Regions from separate parts of the Mus musculus genome. Here region 2 is linked to region 1. The links are chromatin loops, found by intact Hi-C in ENCODE. Cell type or tissue: left cerebral cortex. All regions are shown on one strand. Links, peaks and the distances in the headings refer to the core of each region. The heading gives the core; the rest is flanking DNA.

The links. A loop is a pair of places that touch in the nucleus more often than their neighbours do. Peaks named below come from ENCODE experiments on the same cell type or tissue, not always from the same donor. Only the 100,000 strongest peaks of a DNase experiment are listed, where the experiment ranks them.
Region 2: it touches region 1 in a loop (2.1-fold over the local background); 15 of 42 quality-filtered maps call a loop at or near these places.

The regions. Positions count from the first base shown.
Region 1 is chrX:101,576,841-101,586,268 of GRCm38, forward strand. Taf1 (TATA-box binding protein associated factor 1) reads left to right here. Exons shown (of 39, transcript NM_001290729.1): 31 at 1,360-1,452; 32 at 1,532-1,616. Among named protein-coding and RNA genes, the nearest start is that of Taf1, 49 kb to the left of the region's middle. In left cerebral cortex, for the core only: no CTCF peak of the experiment used is centred there; DNase peaks (open chromatin) are centred at 4,115, 7,173 and 7,982.
Region 2 is chrX:101,659,652-101,669,079 of GRCm38, forward strand. It overlaps Ogt (O-linked N-acetylglucosamine (GlcNAc) transferase (UDP-N-acetylglucosamine:polypeptide-N-acetylglucosaminyl transferase)), which reads left to right. Exons shown (of 22, transcript NM_139144.4): 6 at 1,601-1,680; 7 at 3,708-3,903; 8 at 4,192-4,332; 9 at 4,993-5,093; 10 at 7,627-7,780; 11 at 7,865-7,966; 12 at 8,329-8,508. Among named protein-coding and RNA genes, the nearest start is that of Ogt, 24 kb to the left of the region's middle. In left cerebral cortex, for the core only: no CTCF peak of the experiment used is centred there; no DNase peak of the experiment used is centred there.

The DNA.
Region 1 (9,428 bases), core at 905-8,904:
GCTATGTGAATTTATTATTGTGTAAAAGTAAAGATGCCAAGTGTCTTTGAATATTAAGAGATTTGGTTTTGTTTTGTTTGTTTTTGAGACAGGGTTTCTCTGTATAGCCCTGGCTGTCCTGGAACTCATTCTGTAGACCAGGTGGCCTCGAACTCGGAAGAACTCAGAAATCTACCTGCCTCTGCCTCCCAACTACTGGGATTAAAGGCATGTACCACCACTGCCCGGCTATATTCTTACTTCCTAATGTCAGTATTGAGTATTTCTACACTCTTGAATAGCCTGGGAGAGCAAAGCTGTCAACTAATAGTAGATTCTTGATTTAGAAATGCTCATCTACAAATAACACTTTCAACATTTTTATTGCATTTATTTATTTGTGCATGTTGTGGGGGGAAGCATAAATCATGTTTTGTGTGTGGTCAAAACAACTTGGTATAGGCTGGAGAGATGGCCCAGCAGTTACGAGCACTAACTGCTCTTCCAGAGGTTCTGAGTTCAAATCCCAGCAACCACATGGTGGCCCACAACCATCTGTAATGGGCATCTGATGCTGTCTTCTGCAGTGTCTGAAGATAGCAAAATAAATAAATCTTAAAAAAACAAAAAACAACAACTTGGTAGAGTGTAGTGGTACAACCTTTCATCCCAGCACTTGAGAGGCAAAAAGCAAGTGGACCTCTGAATTTAAGGCAAGCCAGGGCTACACAGTAGGACCCTGTCTTTTTTTTTTTTTAAACCCCTTGCAGAATTGTTAGGCTTCCCTTCTAACCTGTGGGTTCCAGGAATTAAATTCCGGTCAGTGGGCTTGTTGGTAATCACCTCTACCCACTTAGCCATCTAGCCTGTTCACAAAAAAAAAAAACAAAAAACAAAAAAACCCCACAACAATTACTCAATGTTGTTGTCCCTTTTTTGTTTAATTGTTCTTTTTTTTTCAACATTTTATGGTAAGGCTATCATTTATCATACTAGTTCTGTGGACCATTTTATATATTGGTCCCCCCAGAAATTCTGAATTAAATTTTCTGTTGCATATAGTCATAATGATCTATGTCTACAGTATTAAAATTTTTTCAAGATAGAACTGTGGAATAAGCAATTTTATTCTAGTTTGCAAAACTTAGTCTTTAACACAGAAATAAGATTTTAGTTGTAAGTTTAGAGGAGGGATTCTCACTTTATCTGGATGTAAGAATCCTTAGTGAGATCCTGAAATTATAATTTTGCGTGCAGATTCATATTTTTGTGGAACGAGTCTATACTTTTCATCAGAAATATTTATAACTCAATGAAAATTGGACCTCTTTGTTATAAGTAATGGTTTTCACTTGACTTCCTGTGCTTTCTTTTTACTAGTCTTGGCCATTTCATCACCCAGTTAATAAGAAATTTGTTCCAGATTATTACAAAGTGATTGTCAGTCCAATGGATTTGGAGACTATACGTAAGGTGAGTGATTTTTTTTTTATGATCAGTGGCTTTTTATAATATTTTTGTATGTGTAGCTGAGTGCCTGTTTTTATCATAGAATATCTCCAAGCACAAATACCAGAGTCGAGAGAGCTTTCTAGACGACGTAAACCTGATTCTGGCCAACAGTGTTAAGTACAATGGTGGGTATTTATGTTTTTTCCTCTATCATGAGTTTTATGTATCCAACATTAATTTACATTACTAAAATTTTAAGGCTTAAGCAGGTTTGAGCAGTGATAGCTAAATCAAGTAACTTAGTTTACTTTTTTAAAATTTTGTTTCTACATTTATGTATTTGTGCTATCCTTGTGTGCTTTTGGAGGTTAGGGGACAACTCAGAGAATTGGTTCTCTGTTTCCACCATGTGGGTTCGAACCTAGATTGTCAGGTTCAGGGCTGAACCATTTAATCTGCTCAGTTTTTAAAGTAGGTATATATTTTAGTGTGTGTTCTGTAAGGATCACTATTAAAGAATCATGGAAATCAGTCTATCCTTTCTTTTGAAATCGTGTAAAGCATAGGAAAATGAGGCATTAATGAAAATCAAATGGATGTTCCCTGTCCTTTGAGTCATCACTGTGTTTCTATAAGCTTTGAAAAGCTATATCCCAAAGTTCTATGGAGCTGAGGCTGAAGTGTGTAGCTGGCTATATAGACCATGGCAAACTTTGCTGTATGTAATTTTGCTCAGCACCTGAACCAATGGAATAATGTGTGCTAAACACTTTGCTAGCTGCTTTAACTTCTGATAATAAGGATGGTCTCTGTGTTCAAGTACTTTATACTTCAGTTGATATAAACAAAACACATCTTGACAAGGGCTATAAATAGAAAGGTATACAAAAGGCGTTACTGGAAAAACAATACTCTAATCTGAGGGCTAGGAAAAACTTCATAAATTAGTAAAAGTTAAAGATTTTTTGTTTTTGAGACATGGTCTCATGTATTATAGGCTGACCTTGAACCTGCTCTACACATGAGTTCATCTTCCTGCTCTCACCTCTCATGTTTGTGGGGCACCAAGCATGGCTAAGACATTTATTTATTTTATTTATTTATTTATTTATTTATTTATTTTTAAATTTTTGAGACAAGAATCTCACTCTGTAGCCCTGCCTGGCCTGGAACTCACTATGTAGACCTCATAGAGACTGGCCTGTCTTCTGCCACCACACTCAATCCAAAAAATTATTATAATTTAAAAACGTTTTAAATGGCCAGGTGTGTGGAAGACAGAAGAAGATGGGTCTCTGTGAATTCGAGGCCAGCCTGGTCTATATAGTGAGTCCAGAACAGCCAGGGCTCAGTTAAACAGAGAAATCCTGTCTTGAAACAAACCAACAAAAAAAACCCTGTAATATTTATATTTTAATTATGTGTCGGTGTGCATGTGAGGAGGCCAGAAGGGAGCATGAGATCCCCTAGAGCTGGAGTTAGAAGTGAATGTGAGGTGCCTGACATGGATGCTGGAAACTGAAGTCAGGTCTTTCAAGAGCAGCAAATGTTCTTAACCATTTGAGTCATCTTTCTAGCCTCAGGAATTTGTTTTTTAACTGAGTCTTAAGGGATGCTCACTATCATGGTTAATTTCTGAGCATCTTCTATGCTGAACAATAGTGAAGAGGAAAAGGATGATGAAGTTCCAGATAGCCAAATAGATGGAAAAGTACAAGTAAGTTTGGCTTGAGTATAGGGTGATGGCTAGGTTTGACTATAAAAAACAAGGGGAGGGGCTGGTGAGATGGCTCAGTGGGTAAGAGCACCCGACTGCTCTTCCGAAGGTCAGAAGTTCAAATCCCAGCAACCACATGGTGGCTCACAACCATCCGTAATGAGATCTGACTCCCTCTTCTGGTGTGTCTAAAGACAGCTACAGTGTACTTACATATAATAAATAAATAAATCTTTAAAAAAAAAAAAAAACAAGGGGAATATAACTGACGTTCAAAGGCCAAGTAAGTCACACTAAACCAGTGGAGAGGAGAGGGATAGAGTTTTAGTAAATACCATTTGGGAAGTTATCAAATAATAAAGTGGAGGGGAATGAGATTTGGAGACTAGTAAAGAAACTCTTAACAGTTCCCATGTTGAAAAACAAAACTTAATAGCCTGGACAGTTAAGAAGCAGCAGCAAAAAAGGCCTGGCATGGTTACACATGCCTTTAACCCTAGCACTCAGGAGACAATGGCAGGCAGTGAGTTCAAGGATAGCCTAGTTGGTCTACATGGTAAGTCCTAGGATAGCCAGGGCTCCAAAGAGAGACTCTGTTTCACAAAAACCAAAACGATATGGGCAATGGTGGTACATGCCTTTGATCCCAGCACTGGGGAGGCAGAAGCAGATAAACCTCTGTGAGTTTGAGGACAGCCAGGGCTACACAGAAGATATTGTCTCGAATAACAGAGAGAGAGAGAGAGAGAGAGAGAGAGAGAGAGAGAGAGAGAGAGAGAGAGAGAGAGAGAGAGATATTATATAGATAGTAAGAAAGCAAAATTGATACTTCATAATTGGACCATGACTGATACCTTTATAAAATGCTCTGTGTGTTTGTGTTTTAAGTGGGACATTACAGTTGGACTATACAAGGAAAGCCTTGTGGGCCAAGTGTGGTGACTCACACTGTTAATTCTAGCACTCAGGAAGCAAAGACAATTAGATCACAAGTCTTTTTGAGTTCTACATAGAGTTCTAGGCCAGCCAGAATTACATAGTGAGACCCTATCTCAAAAGCAAACTTCAAAGAGACAATGTTAGAGATTGTCTAGGATATGTCTCAATAGAATGGAGATATAAACTATTTAACATGAAGTTTTGCACTGACTTTTGTTTTAGGGCTTTTTTTTTTTTTGAGATGCAGCCGGGTGTTGGTGGCACACGCCTTTTATCCCAGCACTCCGGAGGCAGAGGCAGGTGGATTTCTGAGTTCGAGGCCAGCCTGGTCTACAAAGTGAGTTCCAGGTCAGCCAGGGCTACACAGAGAAACCCTGTCTTGAAAAAAACAAAAACAAAACAAAAAAACCCATCCCATTATCCAGTTTTCATTTCATTTTAACTCCTTCATATATGCCACATTATATACAAGACTATTTCCATAGAATTTAAAATTTTCATTCTGCTTTAATGATAGCCATGTTTCTTTGAATATGCAGTATTTCTCCATCTTTTCATTTCCCATTCATGTTTCAAAAAGAGCTTTTTGATTTTGCTTTTGAGATAGTCTTGCTATGTTGCTCAGGCTAACCTCAAATTGGTCATCTTCCTCAAGTTCCTCAGTGCTAGGATTGTACAGTTTTATGCCTCTGTATCCAGCTTTTTACTCCAATATAGCTTCTACTGTGCCAAGTATATCCTAAGTGAACAAGATCACATAATTCCCCTTGATAATAGGCCATTTATAGTCCTTATCTTAATCTTACTCCAAGAGTTAGTCACTTCTTTGAAACTGTACTGTGATGACAGATGTCTTCCCTTTTAAACCTTTTCATGCCTTTTTAGTCTCCTTGCTGAATATTCTTACTCATATATTTCAACTACCATCTCTTTCTTGATGACAGTATTCTAGACAAAGATTTATGCCTCCAACCACCTGCTTAAAATTGTTCTTTTTAAAAAATCATGACTACATGTCTGTGTAACATGTGCATGCAGTATCTACAAAGGCCAGAGAGGACATCAGATTCTCTGGGCTAGAGAGAGAGGTGGGGAGGAAGGAAGGGAGGAAAGAGATCATGTGGATGCTGGTCCTCTGCAAGAGCATCCAGTGTTCTTAACTATTGAGCCACCTCTCGGGCCTTATAAAATAAATATTAGAAAGAAAGGCCAATGGGCCAAAGGGCACAGCGCCTGGAAAGTGAGGTGGTGCTGTAGAATGACAAGGAAGAAGTCCATCTCAAGTATAAGAAAGCTGCTAAAATCAGGTCTAGGGAGTTGGGTTTCGAAGTGTTTCATTACTTATTGAATAAAGGCTCAATGAGCATTCCTTGTCACTCTTTATCAGTGGTTCCTTAAATACACTTTTGTAGTACTGTATGCGTTATTGAAATTTGAAGTTTGGGCTGGGCATAATTTTGGATGGCAGCATAACTTTAATCCCAACACACTATAAGCAGAGGTAGGCAGATCTCTGAGAGTTTGAGGCCAGCATGATGGTGTGTTCCAGGCCAGACCAGCTAGAGTTACATAGTGAATTCTATCTCATTGTATAGCCCTGGCTAGCCTGGAGTAGCCTATGTAGCTACCCTATGTAGCCACTATACCTATTTTAGTGTTTAAGGGGCTGGTGAGATGGTTAAGAGCACTGAGGAGCTCTTGAGTTCCAGGCCAGCAAGGGCTATATGTAGGACCTTGTCTCCAACAATAAAAACAAACCTAGGTCATAATAGCCTCTTTTTTTAAAAAAAAAAATGCCATTTTGTTTGTTGAAGACAGGGTCTCACTTTGTAGTCTTGGCTGGCCTTAAACTCATGAAGACCTACATGCTTCTGCCTCCTGCATGCTGTAATTAAAAGCATATGCTACTACATTCAGCTTAATCAATTGAAGAAATGATTATGTAGACAGGTGAGCCTCTGCTTCCTAAGTGTTGGTATTGTTTTCTTCATGTATGAGTGTGATACTTATAGGAGAGGGTTATCTCTAGTATGGTAGAAATAGCATTAAGGGAACTGTAAGCCTAGGAGTGATAGCAAAGCTGTTTACTTAGTGAACAGGTAGTTGTCTTTGTAATTTTACAGCTATCTGGCAGTAATAATGCTTGTTTGCTTCTTGTTACATCACTGCAAATACAGGAAAAAAGAATTGTTCTAACTGGGCGTGGTGGCCCACACCTTTAATCCCAGCACTCGGGAGGCAGAGGCAGGCAGATTTCTGAGTTTGAGGCCAGCCTGGTCTACAAAGTGAGTTCCAGGACAGCCAGAACTATACAGAGAAACCCTGTCTCGAAAAACAAAACAACAAAAAAAAAGACTTTTTTTAAATCTTAAATAACATTCTGTTTTCCTAAAGCAGTCATTAAATTTCTACTATTTAAGAACATGATTCGGGCTGGTGAGATGGCTCAGTGGGTAAGAGCACCCGACTGCTCTTCCGAAGGTCCAGAGTTCAAATCCCAGCAACCACATGGTGGCTCACAACCATCTGTAACGAGATCTGATTCCCTCTTCTGGAGTGTCTGAAGACAGCTACAATGTACTTACATATAATAAATAAATAAATCTTTAAAAAAAAAAAAAAAAAAAAAAGAACATGATTCTCTAAGCTCTGCAAATCCTTATTTAATTGGGTAAACTCTGAGTAAATACATTTTTTTTCAGTAAGACAGTTTCGGTCCCTCTGGCCATGATTTAATAAAAAAGTGAAATATACTCACAGGTTTTCTTTCTTCTTCTTTTTCTTTTTCTTTTTCTTTTCCTCCTCCTCTTCCTCTCTCTCTCTTCCTTCTCCTCCTTCTTCTTCTACTTTTTCTTTTCTTCTTCTTCTTTGCTAGTAAGTAACTTAATCTGTTGGGTAGAATGATAATTTATATTAATTTACCTTTCCTGGTAATTATGGCACCATTCTGGAAACAACTAGTGTGTTTGTGTGTGTTTCCTTGTAAGGTCTAGGAAACTGGAATTCTATTTCTGTTTAATTCTCCCTCCCAGCAGCCTCAACACTTTGTTCCCAGAGAGGCCCCATTACCTTTGTATGTCTATCTTTTTTTCCCTACAGCTCGTCAGCATACTTTTAGTAAGTTCCTAGTGTATTTTTAGGTTTATGGAGGTGGATGTAGACCTTGGGATAATTTTATTCTACCCAGAAAAAAGATACATACAGAATTTTGTTCAGGATGTTTGTGAATCTCTTTGCTTCATTACTTCTTCATTCAAGAATTGCTGCTAAGATAACAGTAAGAAAAATGTCTGGGTATGTGTATATACTTAACAGTGGTTTACCCAACTCTAGCATATTTCATTATAAAGACTTAAATGCTAATTTTCTTACATAGTAACAAAATGGAATTAAATATCTGGAAACAAACTTGTGAACATAGGTTGTCTAAAACCAGCAGCAGTTACAGATAGCCTGTGATAAAAACATAAGCAAGGGATAGCATTTGTAATTTTCTTTTTATATTCTAGAGGCATTATTTATTAGTGAATATTTCTTTAGAGGTATTGCTTTCAAAGGAAGTAGGAAGAGATGTTTTCAAAATGATTTCCAGAGAGAAACACTACAAACGTGTAAAACTAATTGCCTTCATATTAAAATTGGCATGTTAAGAATTTGATCTGTGTTTATATGTTCAAACTGAAAAACACTAAAGGCTGAATTTCTAGTCCATGTCCTTGTAGGCATAAGAGCCAGTATACAGAAACTGGTGTTATATTAGTTCATTTTAAGGAGGTCTGTAGCCTCTCTGTAGCTTTGATTTGTCTGTATCATTACATAACCACCACATGAAGCTTGTTCATCTGCTTATGTACAGACACAGGCTAGAAGGGATTTGATATCCTTTTCTCTCATTCTCTGCATCTTCCTTTGAGGCAGGTTCTCCTCCTGAACCTGCAACCTGGTCTTGCTAGGCATGACGCCAGCAAGCCCCAGCAGTACTCCTGTGTCTGTTCTGCTCAAATCTGGGGAATGCTCAGAGTATTATGCATATACTGGGATCTGACTCTAGTCTTCATGATTGCAGAGTAAGTGCTCTTAAGCACTGAGCCAGCATTCTGGATCTACAATAAATTTTGATTAAGTCAGAGTCTCACTGGGTGGCGGTGGTGTACACCTAGAGGTAGGGGCAGGTGGTTCTCTGAGTTCAAGGCCAAACTGTTCTGTAGAGTGAGTTCCAGGAAAGCCAGGGCTATACAGGGAAACCCTGTCTTGGGGAACAGGGGCAAGTGTCTTGCTTTATAGGCTGGGCAAGAACTTGTAATTATCCTGCCTCAATCTCCCAAAGTGCTGAAATTACAGGCTTAAGCCACCATGCATGGCTTGCCTGAGAACCTTTGCATGTAGTCTCCTTTCTGTCAATATTTTGAATATCAAACTACTGATTGATTAGAACTAGGAGATAAAAAAACAAAGACAAAAAAAAACAAAACAAAAAAACAAGGTAGGCATAGCGGTACATGCACTTGGGAGGAAGAGGCAGGTGGGCTTCTGAGTTTGAGGCCTGGTCTTTAGAGCAAGTTCCAGGAGCCAGGCTACAGAGAAATCCTGTCTTTAAAAACACAAACAAACAAAAACCAAAACTAGGAGATCAAAAATCCAGAAACAAGCTATAGCTGTACTTTGTATATGTTGGGGGTGAGGCTAGGTGAGACAGTATCTTGGTGTTACAAGTTGTACTGGCCTCCTGCCTTAGCCTCTGTAGTACTTAGATAAAAGGTCAGTGCCACTACACTGTTCTTAATCATGTATGTCCTTAATATTTTAGTGATTGGCTTAAGCTCTCTTTTTGGTTTATTTGTGCCTGGCATAAGGATACATCCTCATCATCCGTTTTGTTTTTTGAGACAGTGTTTCTCTGTGTAGCCCTAGCTTGTCCTAGAACTTGCTCTGAGACTGTGGCCTCAAACCCACACAGATATGCCTGCCTGTCTCCCAAGTTCTGGGATTAAAGGCGTATGCCACCACTGCTCAGTGAATTTTATTTTATTTTATTTTGCATATTTTGTGTGTGGGGGGGTAGTAAAGATAGAACCTAGAGCTTTGCACATGCCAGGAAAGTACTCTACCATCAAAATATATTCCCAACACTGTCTGATTTTTTTCTAAAGTTTTAAAAACTGTTTTTATTCATGTTTCTGGTATGTATATGAGAGAGAGAGAGAGAGAGAGAGAGAGAGAGAGAGAGAGAGAGAGAGAGAAGAGAAAATGAATATGGGTACCCTTAGGGGCCAAAAGAGGACATTGGATCTCCTAAAACAAGTGACTATGAGCCACCTGATGTGGGCACTTAGATCAGAAC
Region 2 (9,428 bases), core at 561-8,560, 82 kb after region 1:
AAGGAACTAAAGTCATATGGCACCACACAGGGATAATCTCTTCATCTAATTCTCACTGGTCTGAAACTTGATGTGTAAGACCAGGCTGGCCTGGAATTCACAGAATTCTACCCATCTCTGCCTCTGCCTCCCAAATGCTGGGATTAAAGGCATATCCCACCATGCCCTGCTCATTTTTAAAGTATGATAATGGTAGTGTGGTTATGTTGGAGTAAAAAACCAGTCTTGTCTCCTCCCTAGGATTCATAATTTTAAAGGAGATGAGATGTTTGAGATTTGCTTCAGAATTATCTGGAGAAAGAGGGGGGTAGGTTAGAATATATACTAAATAAAAGCCAACGTGATTTATGAATTAATAAAGATAGTAATTCAAGACATGTGTTTATTGTCTTCCCAGGTTTTGTGTGTTTTTTTAAACTTTCCATAGAAATGTATTTAAAAGGAGCAGGTGTGGTTCATGCCTATAATCTCAGGCCTTGGGAGGTTGAGGCAGGAGGATTGATTGCCGTGAGTCCTGGGCCACACTGTCTTATATAGCGAATTCTAAGATAGCCTGGGGCTGACAGCAGAGTTAGACTTTACCTCAAAACAAAAAGTTCAAATGGTTTTCAGGGTAGATATCTACGACTGTAGATAATCTAAGCTAAATTTGTCACATCTTTATCTAATAGAGACTTGTTTGTTATCTATGTAAAAGAAGTGTTTCTAGGAATCTTTAAAATATTTGAAAAGCTTTCAGTGTTTTAGTTAAATTTGCATTTACTATTCTAGAGGATTATCTTTCTAGGGCCTTAGCCCAGCATTCTACCATTGAGCTACTACTCCCCAGCGCCAGAACATCAGTTGCTTATTTTGTAAAAGTGTCTCAGAGAGCCCCAGGCTGCCTACAAACTTACTGTGTAGCTGATGGTGACCTGAACTACTGCATGCTCCTACTTAGACCTCCCAGCTGCTTGAATTACAGGTTTTTGCCATACTTGGCTTAATGTTCCAACTCTAATTACATATCTTACTGAGGACTTGCTGAGCTGTGTGTATGGAGTAGAGGAACATACATACTTAAGAGCTCACTGCTTGTTTCTACCACTATCTTTTAGAAGAGTTAAATTAACTGAAGACAATAGGGCCAAGCATTAGAAATACTTATATGGTAGCGCAAGCCTTTAATAGTAGCACTTGGGAGGTAGAGGCAGGTCTGAACTCAGGATCTCTGCAAGAGCAGTCAGTGTTTTGGTTTTGTTTGTTTTTATTTTGTTTTGTTTTTTGTTGTTTTTTTTTTTTTTTTTTTTTTTTTTCCGAGACAGGGTTTCTCTGTGTAGCTCTGGCTGTCTTGGAAGTCACTCTGTAGACCAGGTTGGCCTCGAACTCAGAAATTCACTTGCCTCTGCCTCCCAAGTGCTGGGATTAAAGGCGTGTGCCACCACCAACCAGCCAATCAGTGCTCTTAACTGCTGAGCCATCTCTCCAGCCCCACAAACTGAGTTTTATTCTAGAAACAAAATGTAATTGGATATTTAAAATTACTTCAGAATAAAAGCTGAATGAGAAGTTAATGTGATAAAATCCTATCTTTTTCTAACTGACTGTCTTCTAATTTTAGGCTGTCACCCTTGACCCAAATTTTCTGGATGCTTATATCAATTTAGGAAATGTCTTGAAAGAGGCACGCATTTTTGACAGGTAAGAATGTTATGTTTGATCAATTTCCTTGTCTTTCTAGTTTGGACTAAAATGTGGCAATAGCTTCCAGAAGGACATTTATCAGCGTGCTCTCCCCTCCTGCTTCGTCACACTCTATTTCACAGTTTGGTGACTTTTCTTGTTGGTTTTCCTGAATGCTTTTATCCTTACACTTAATTCAGTTGAAATTTCCTTTATTATAAAACTGTTAGATATGATTACCTTTTGGACTGAATTGTTTTCTTGATCTGATTAAGAAAGCTAAGTAAAACTTGACTTTTGACTTTCTTATTTAAAATCAGCTTTTCTTTTTTTCTTTCTTTTTTTTTTTTTTGATTTATTTATTTATTATATGTAAGTACACTGTACCTGTCTTCAGACCCTCCAGAAGAGGGAGTCAGATCTCGTTACGGATGGTTGTGAGCCACCATGTGGTTGCTGGGATTTGAACTCCGGACCTTTGGAAGAGCAGTCGGGTGTGCTCTTACCCACTGAGCCATCTCACCAGCCCCCTAAAATCAGCTTTTCTAATTTATGTGTGTGTATGTGTGTGTGTGTGTGTGTGTTGTATGTACAGGTGTGTGCAGGTGAATGGCACATGGGAGTCCTGAAGAGAACATTGGTGTCTGTCCCCATTGTATCATTTTGTACTTTATTCCTTTGAGGCATTCTTTCCTTGAACCCAGGGTTTACATTTTTGGCTAGGTTGCCAGTCAGTATACCTCAATGATCTCCTGTTGTAGTCCGGTGCTGAGGCTACATGCTTTTACATGGCCATACCTAGCTTGTTAGGTGGGTTCAGGGATCTAAACTCATAAATACACCAAAAATTCTTAACGACTGATCATCTCTCCAGCCACTTCATTTATTTTACTTTATGTGTATGGGTGTTTTACCTGCGTATGTATCTGTTGGCCATGTTGGGAAGCCAGAAGAGAAGGCCTCAGATACTCGAGAACTGGAGTTATACATGACTGTAGTTATACATGGCTGTGAGCTGCCATGTGGGTTCTAGGATTCCAACCAGGGTCCTCTGGGAGAGCAGCCAGTGCTTCTGCCCACTGAGTCAGCTCTCCCCAGCTCTCCAGCCTTTGGTAACTTTTTTGTTGTTAAAGGAAAGCCGAGCAGGAACACACAAATGTTTTTCTCTGAAAATATGTTTTATAGTCTGGCACTTGGGAGGCTGAAGCAGGAGGATTGCTGTGAGTTCAAGGCCAGGCCCTTGATAGAGTAAGAACCTTTCTCAAAAACCATCCTGGGCTTGGTTGTAGTTGCTCACACCTGTAATACTACCACTTGAGAGGCCAAGGGAGGAGGCTTGCTCAGAGGTGGAGGCCAGCTAAAGCTGAACAGTAAATAATCTTATCTTAAAAAAAAAAAACAAAAAACAAGGGGCTGGTGAGATGGCTCAGTGGGTAAGAGCACCCGACTGCTCTTCCGAAGGTCCGGAGTTCAAATTCCAGCAACCACATGGTGGCTCACAACCATCTGTAACAAGATCTGACGCCCTCTTCTGGAGTGCCTCTACTACAGTGTACTAACATATAATAAATAAGTAAATCTTAAAAAAAAAAAAGAAAAGAAAAAACAACAACAAAAAAATAAAACCCAACATATCCCAAAATAAAAACGCAGGGTCAACCATTTTTACTCAGTGGTAGAGCCCTTGTTTAGCATGCATGAGGCCCTAAGTTCAGTTCTTAGCACCACAAAAAATATATTTTATTAAAAATGAGATTTTGATATATAATAAATCATATCAAGTTAATTCTCATTAGTTAAAATTAATTGGCATTTCATTTAATAAACTATTAAGGTTAGTTGGGCGAGATGGCTCAGTGAGTAAAAGTGTAAGCCAGTGACCTGAGTTTGATCCCTGGAACCCACAATGGAACCAACTTCACAAAGCTGCCTTCTACTTGTGCACTGTGGTCCATGGCAACCTGTACACATATCAGAAACACTAATAATAATATGTTTAATTAGTTGCACTTTGTGTATATGTGTTTGTTTTTGTTTCCTCACAGAGCTGTCGCAGCTTATCTTCGTGCCTTAAGTTTGAGCCCAAATCATGCGGTGGTGCACGGCAACCTGGCTTGTGTGTACTACGAGCAAGGCCTAATAGACCTGGCCATTGATACCTACAGGAGAGCTATCGAACTGCAACCCCATTTCCCCGATGCTTACTGCAACCTAGCAAATGCTCTCAAAGAGAAGGGCAGTGTAAGGATTTTGCCTTATTTTTACTTCCTTGTTATGTGGTAGAAAAGAAGAGTCTTCATTCATATTACATACATATTAAGTATTGAGATGTACATATTAAGTACTGAGATGGTTATATTGATTTCCTTTGGAGTGTTGTTTGCTGGGCAGGAGGATACTGGAAAGTGTCTGTTTTCTGGTGTGTTCCCAACCATTAGACTCAATGATGCACCTACTTGAATTACTAGAATAACAGTGGTCTCTTTGATTCTTCTGTGTAGTTTCTGAATGGTTTGTTTCATTTTCCAGGTTGCTGAAGCAGAAGATTGTTATAACACAGCTCTTCGTCTGTGTCCTACTCATGCAGACTCTTTGAATAACCTTGCCAACATCAAACGGGAACAGGGCAACATTGAAGAGGCAGTTCGCCTGTATCGCAAAGCATTAGAAGTATGTTCAGTGCCGTGGCTGGAGGGTTTAGCCTAGCCTGTGTGACAATAGAGGGAAAGCAGTTGTTTGCCTGCCATTCACCTCTGGGTTGATTTTTATTTTATTTTTACTTTTGGTTTTAGTTTTGGATTTTGAGGCAGGGGTTTTCTGTGTAGCCCTGGCTGTCCTCGAACTCAACTGTGTAGGTCAGGCTGGCCTCAAACCCAGAGAGTCCTAAGTGTTGGGGTTAATAAAGGTGTGCCCAACCACTGCTCAGCTGCCATTCACCTCTTTAAGAGGATCATTCATTATTGATGTAAGGTCCTGTGGACATGTAAGACACCCCTATATTGAGCTCATTATGCATAGGTGAGATCTGCACAAAGATTGACCAGTAAGCTAAGTAAAGCTAGTGCAGTGAAGAACTCAGGCCTGTGTCTAGTGGTTAGTAGGTGTGGAGGTTGATAAAAGTGGCATTACTCAGCATGAGTAACAGGAAGAGAGGCATACCTCTCGTTTGAAATGAAGATTGGTATAAAATGGAGAAGCTGTAGAATTTGAGCTACTAGACTTAGAAAAGGCGGAGAGAAGTTGGGATACATGGGGACGTACTCAGGGCTGTGGGAGGTAAAGGAAGATTCTTTCTGCTATTTAATGTCCGCTGTGATCGGAACTCTGTAGGTCTTCCCAGAGTTTGCTGCTGCACATTCCAATTTAGCAAGTGTACTGCAACAGCAGGGCAAGCTGCAGGAAGCACTGATGCACTATAAAGAAGCCATACGGTAAGAAACTCAGAGCTGCTTTCTTTCTATTTTCATTTTTGAGATTATAATTATATCATTTTCTCTTTCCTGCCTCTCCAAAACCCTCCCATAAACCATACCTCCTTGCTCTCAAATCCATGGCCACCTTTTTCATGAATTGTTGTAACGCACATATATGTATATGTATTTATATGCATATATATTTCTAAATATAACTTGTACAACCTGCATAATGTTACTTGTGTGTATGTTTTTAGGGTTGACCATTTGGTGTCGGATAACCAATTGGTGTGCTCTTCCCTACAGAAGACTCTCACAGACTCTCTACAGAAGACTCTCTCAATCTCTTAGTATCACTTAGATTGCCTGTATATCTTTGCATAGGATTGACGCCTATCCCCCCACCCACCCAAATCCAGTTCAGCATCTTTTTGTTCTTTCTCTTTTTGACAAGATTTCTCTAAGTAGCCCTGACTGTCCTGGAACTTACTCTGTAAGACCAGGTTGACCTGGAACTCAGATCCACCTGCCTCTGCCTCCTCTGCCTCCTCTGCCTCTCAAAATTCAGGGATTAAAGTTGTGTGCCACCACTACCTGGCATCTATTTTTGTTAAGGCTTGGCATAGTGCTATATACTTTAATCCCAGCACTCAGGAGCTTATGTAGTTCGATCTCTGTGAATTTAAGGCCAGCCTAATCTACGTAGCAAGAGCTAGGCCAGCCAGGGCTACATGGTAAGACACCGTGTAAAACAAAAATTTGGGCCTGGAGAGATGACTCAGGGATTAAGAATACTGTCTGCTCTTTGAGAGTATCTAGGTTCAATTCCTGGTACCCATGTGGTAGCTCACAACCATCTATAAATCTAACCTAGGAAATCCTGCCTTTCAAGGGCACCAGGCATATCATGTTACACAGCCATACATGTGGGCAAAACATCCACACACATAAAATAATAAAAATAATTTAAAAAAATTAACTATTTTAAACTTTCTTTTTTTTGGTTTTTCGAGACAGGGTTTCTCTATATAGCTCTGGCTGTCCTGGAACTCACTTTGTAGACCAGGCTGGCTTCGAACTCAGAAATCCGCCTGCCTCTGCCTCCCGAGTGCTGGGAATAAAGGTGTGCGCCACCACGCCGGGCTATTTTAAACTTTTTAAGAGCCAGGGTTTCATTATGTAGCCCTGGCTGTTCTGGAACTTACTATGTAGATCAGGCTGGCCTTTAAACTTACTGAAATTTACCTACCTCTGCCCCCCATGTCCTGGGTTTAAAGGCCTGTACTGCCATACTCGGCTTCCTTATTTTAAACCTAAAAATCATTAAAAATTATTCATCTGTATATGGGTATATGTTGTGCATGTAGGTCCCTACTGAGGCCAGAAGAGGGAGGGAAGGTGTTAGACCTCCTGGGGTTGGAGTAAGGCAGTTGTGAGCTGCCCCATGTGGATGCTGGGAACCAAACCCAGGTCCTCTGGAAGAGCAGCCAGTGCTCCTAGCTGCTGAGCCACTCTCTCAGCCCCTTGTTTTTTGTTTATTCACTTAGTTTTCTTTTTTTTTTCCCCTGAGACAGGACTTTTCCCCAACTGTCCTGGATCTCCATGTGGATCAGGCTAGCCTAGAAGTCATGTACTGGGGTTAAAGGGATGTTCTGTTTTAATTTTTTTTCCAGACAGGGTTTCTCTGTATAGCCCTGGCGGTCCTGGAACTCACTCTGTAGACCAGGCTGGCCTCGAACTCAGAAATCCGCCTGCCTCTGCCTCCTGAGTGCTGGGAATAAAGGTGTGCGCCACCACACCTGGCCTGTTTTAATTTTTTAATAATTCTATTTCATTTATTTTGTGGGTGTGAGGAAATGTGGGCTTATACTGTAGTGCCCATGTGGAGGTCAGAGGACAACTTATTGGAGTTGTTTCAGCTTTTCATAGTTTCTGTGGTTGAACTCAGTTATCAAGCTTGATTGTAGCTTCCTTTACCTGCTGAGCCATCTCACTAACCTTTTCAAATTACTCCTTTTTTTTCTTTTTAAAGACAGGGTTCCTGTCTGTATCCCTGGTTTTCCTGAACTTGCACTGTAGAACAGGCTGGCCTCGAACTCAAAGAGATCTGCCTGCCTCTGCTTTCCAAGTACAGGGAACACACCCAGCTTATTATTGTCATATTTTAAAAGATTAATTTACTTTTAATTATGTGTGTATTATATGTGTATAAAATGTGCATAAATTCCCTAAGTGGGTGCTTTATGCCCCTAGAGCTGGACGTTGATGTTGGGAACAGAATTCAGGCTCTGGAAGAGCAATGAGAGTTCCTAATTGCTGAGCCCCAGTTATCATCATTTATTGTTACTATTTAATAATTTATTACCTAATTAAAGGTTTGACATTTGGCAGGTGTTAAAATGATTCTCCTTCCCTCTTTGGTGCTGGGGTTTCAAACTAGGCCTCACGCTTGGTAGGCGAGTATTGTAGCACTAAACCATGTGCCAAAGCCCCCAAGTGCTTTACAACAAGATTTTGCATGAGGTAATCAAACCTTTGTCTTCTCCTTCAGAATTAGTCCTACATTTGCTGATGCTTATTCCAATATGGGAAACACTCTAAAGGAGATGCAGGATGTGCAGGGCGCTTTGCAGTGTTATACTCGTGCCATCCAGATTAATCCTGCCTTTGCTGATGCACACAGCAATCTGGCCTCCATTCACAAGGTACTGTTGTTTATTCAAATATGGGGTACCTTAGCACTGACCTATCATTGTAAGAAACTCCTTACAAGTTCGTTTTCTTTCCAGGATTCAGGGAATATCCCAGAAGCAATAGCTTCTTACCGCACAGCTCTGAAACTTAAGCCTGACTTTCCTGATGCTTATTGTAACTTGGCTCATTGCCTACAGGTAAAGAATAAATGGTCCATTATTTTTCTTTCTGCAACGTCACCATTTTTTAATTGTGTGTCATAATAATCTAGGCCTGTTTAGAGACAAGACAGTGTTTTCATTTTTATTTTTTATTTTATTTTTATTTTTTTGGGGCAACTGGCAGTCATAGGGCAGCTTTTAGGAGTCATTTCTTTTAGCACCTGGGTCCTAGGCATTGGACTCGTTGTCAGGTACGCAAGGTACGCCTTTTCTCAGCGAGCCAGCCGCAAGACCATGCTTGTAGGAGATTGCCTAATACTACTCTAGGAGCTCAAATACTTGTAAAATAAATCTTTGGGTAGGTTTTTTGGGTGATAATTTCTTTTTGCTTCCTCTAGATTGTCTGTGATTGGACAGACTATGATGAGCGGATGAAGAAATTGGTTAGTATTGTAGCTGAGCAGCTAGAGAAGAATAGACTGCCTTCTGTCCATCCTCACCATAGCATGCTGTACCCTCTTTCCCATGGCTTCAGGAAGGCTATTGCAGAGAGGCATGGGAATCTCTGCTTGGATAAGGTGACTCCTGTTTTAATCTTTTTGTTATAAACTAAAATGCAGATAGAGAAAAACATTGTATAAATTAAATGTATGGCTTTACCAGCTAGAAATGAAACTGTCTTAGCTGCCCTTGAAGCTACTCTTCACTGTGGCTTCACTGTGGCCTGACTGCAGCGCAGTTCTTCGTTTCTAATGGTAGTGTTTTCCTTTAAGGTGGAAATTTAGGCTAGGCATAGTGGCACAAACCTATCCCAGTACTTCTGTAATCTCAAAACTTAGAGGCAGAGGATGGTGAATTGAGGCCAGCCTAGGCTACATAGCATACATAGCTCCTGCCTCCAAACCACAACCAAGCAGAAACTTCCCATCTAAAAAGCAAGCTAAGAAGCCAGGTGTGGTGGCGCACGCCTTTATTCCCAGCACTCGGGAGGCGGAGGCAGGAGGATTTCTGAGTTCGAGGCCAGCCTGGTCTACAAAGTGAGTTCCAGGACAGCCAGGGCTACACAGAGAAAACCTGTCTCAGGGAGGAAAAAAAAAGGCAAGCTAAAGGCAAGGACAACAAAAGTCCTACATGGTGCTTAAATAGAGCATGTGAGAATTAGAACACGACTTTAGAAGTTTAGAGTTTAGAACCTGCTCCAGGAAGGAAACAGTGGTAGATTCTCTGTCTCTTTCCCCCCCCCCCTCTCCCTCCTCCCTCTTTCCTTCTTTCTCCCTCCCTCCTTCCTCTCCCCCCCCCAAAAAATGCTTCTCCACAGAATTTCCTAAAATACGGTAAGGGTTTTCCTACTCCATTCACATTTCTTTCTTCCTAGAACTGTGAGATCTGTTCAGGCTGTTTCATAGGTCTCAGTACAGGTTATGTATGAAGCATGCACACTGTGCAGCTGCCACAGAACTGCTGACCTAAACTGCTAAGGTGACATCAAACTGGCCAC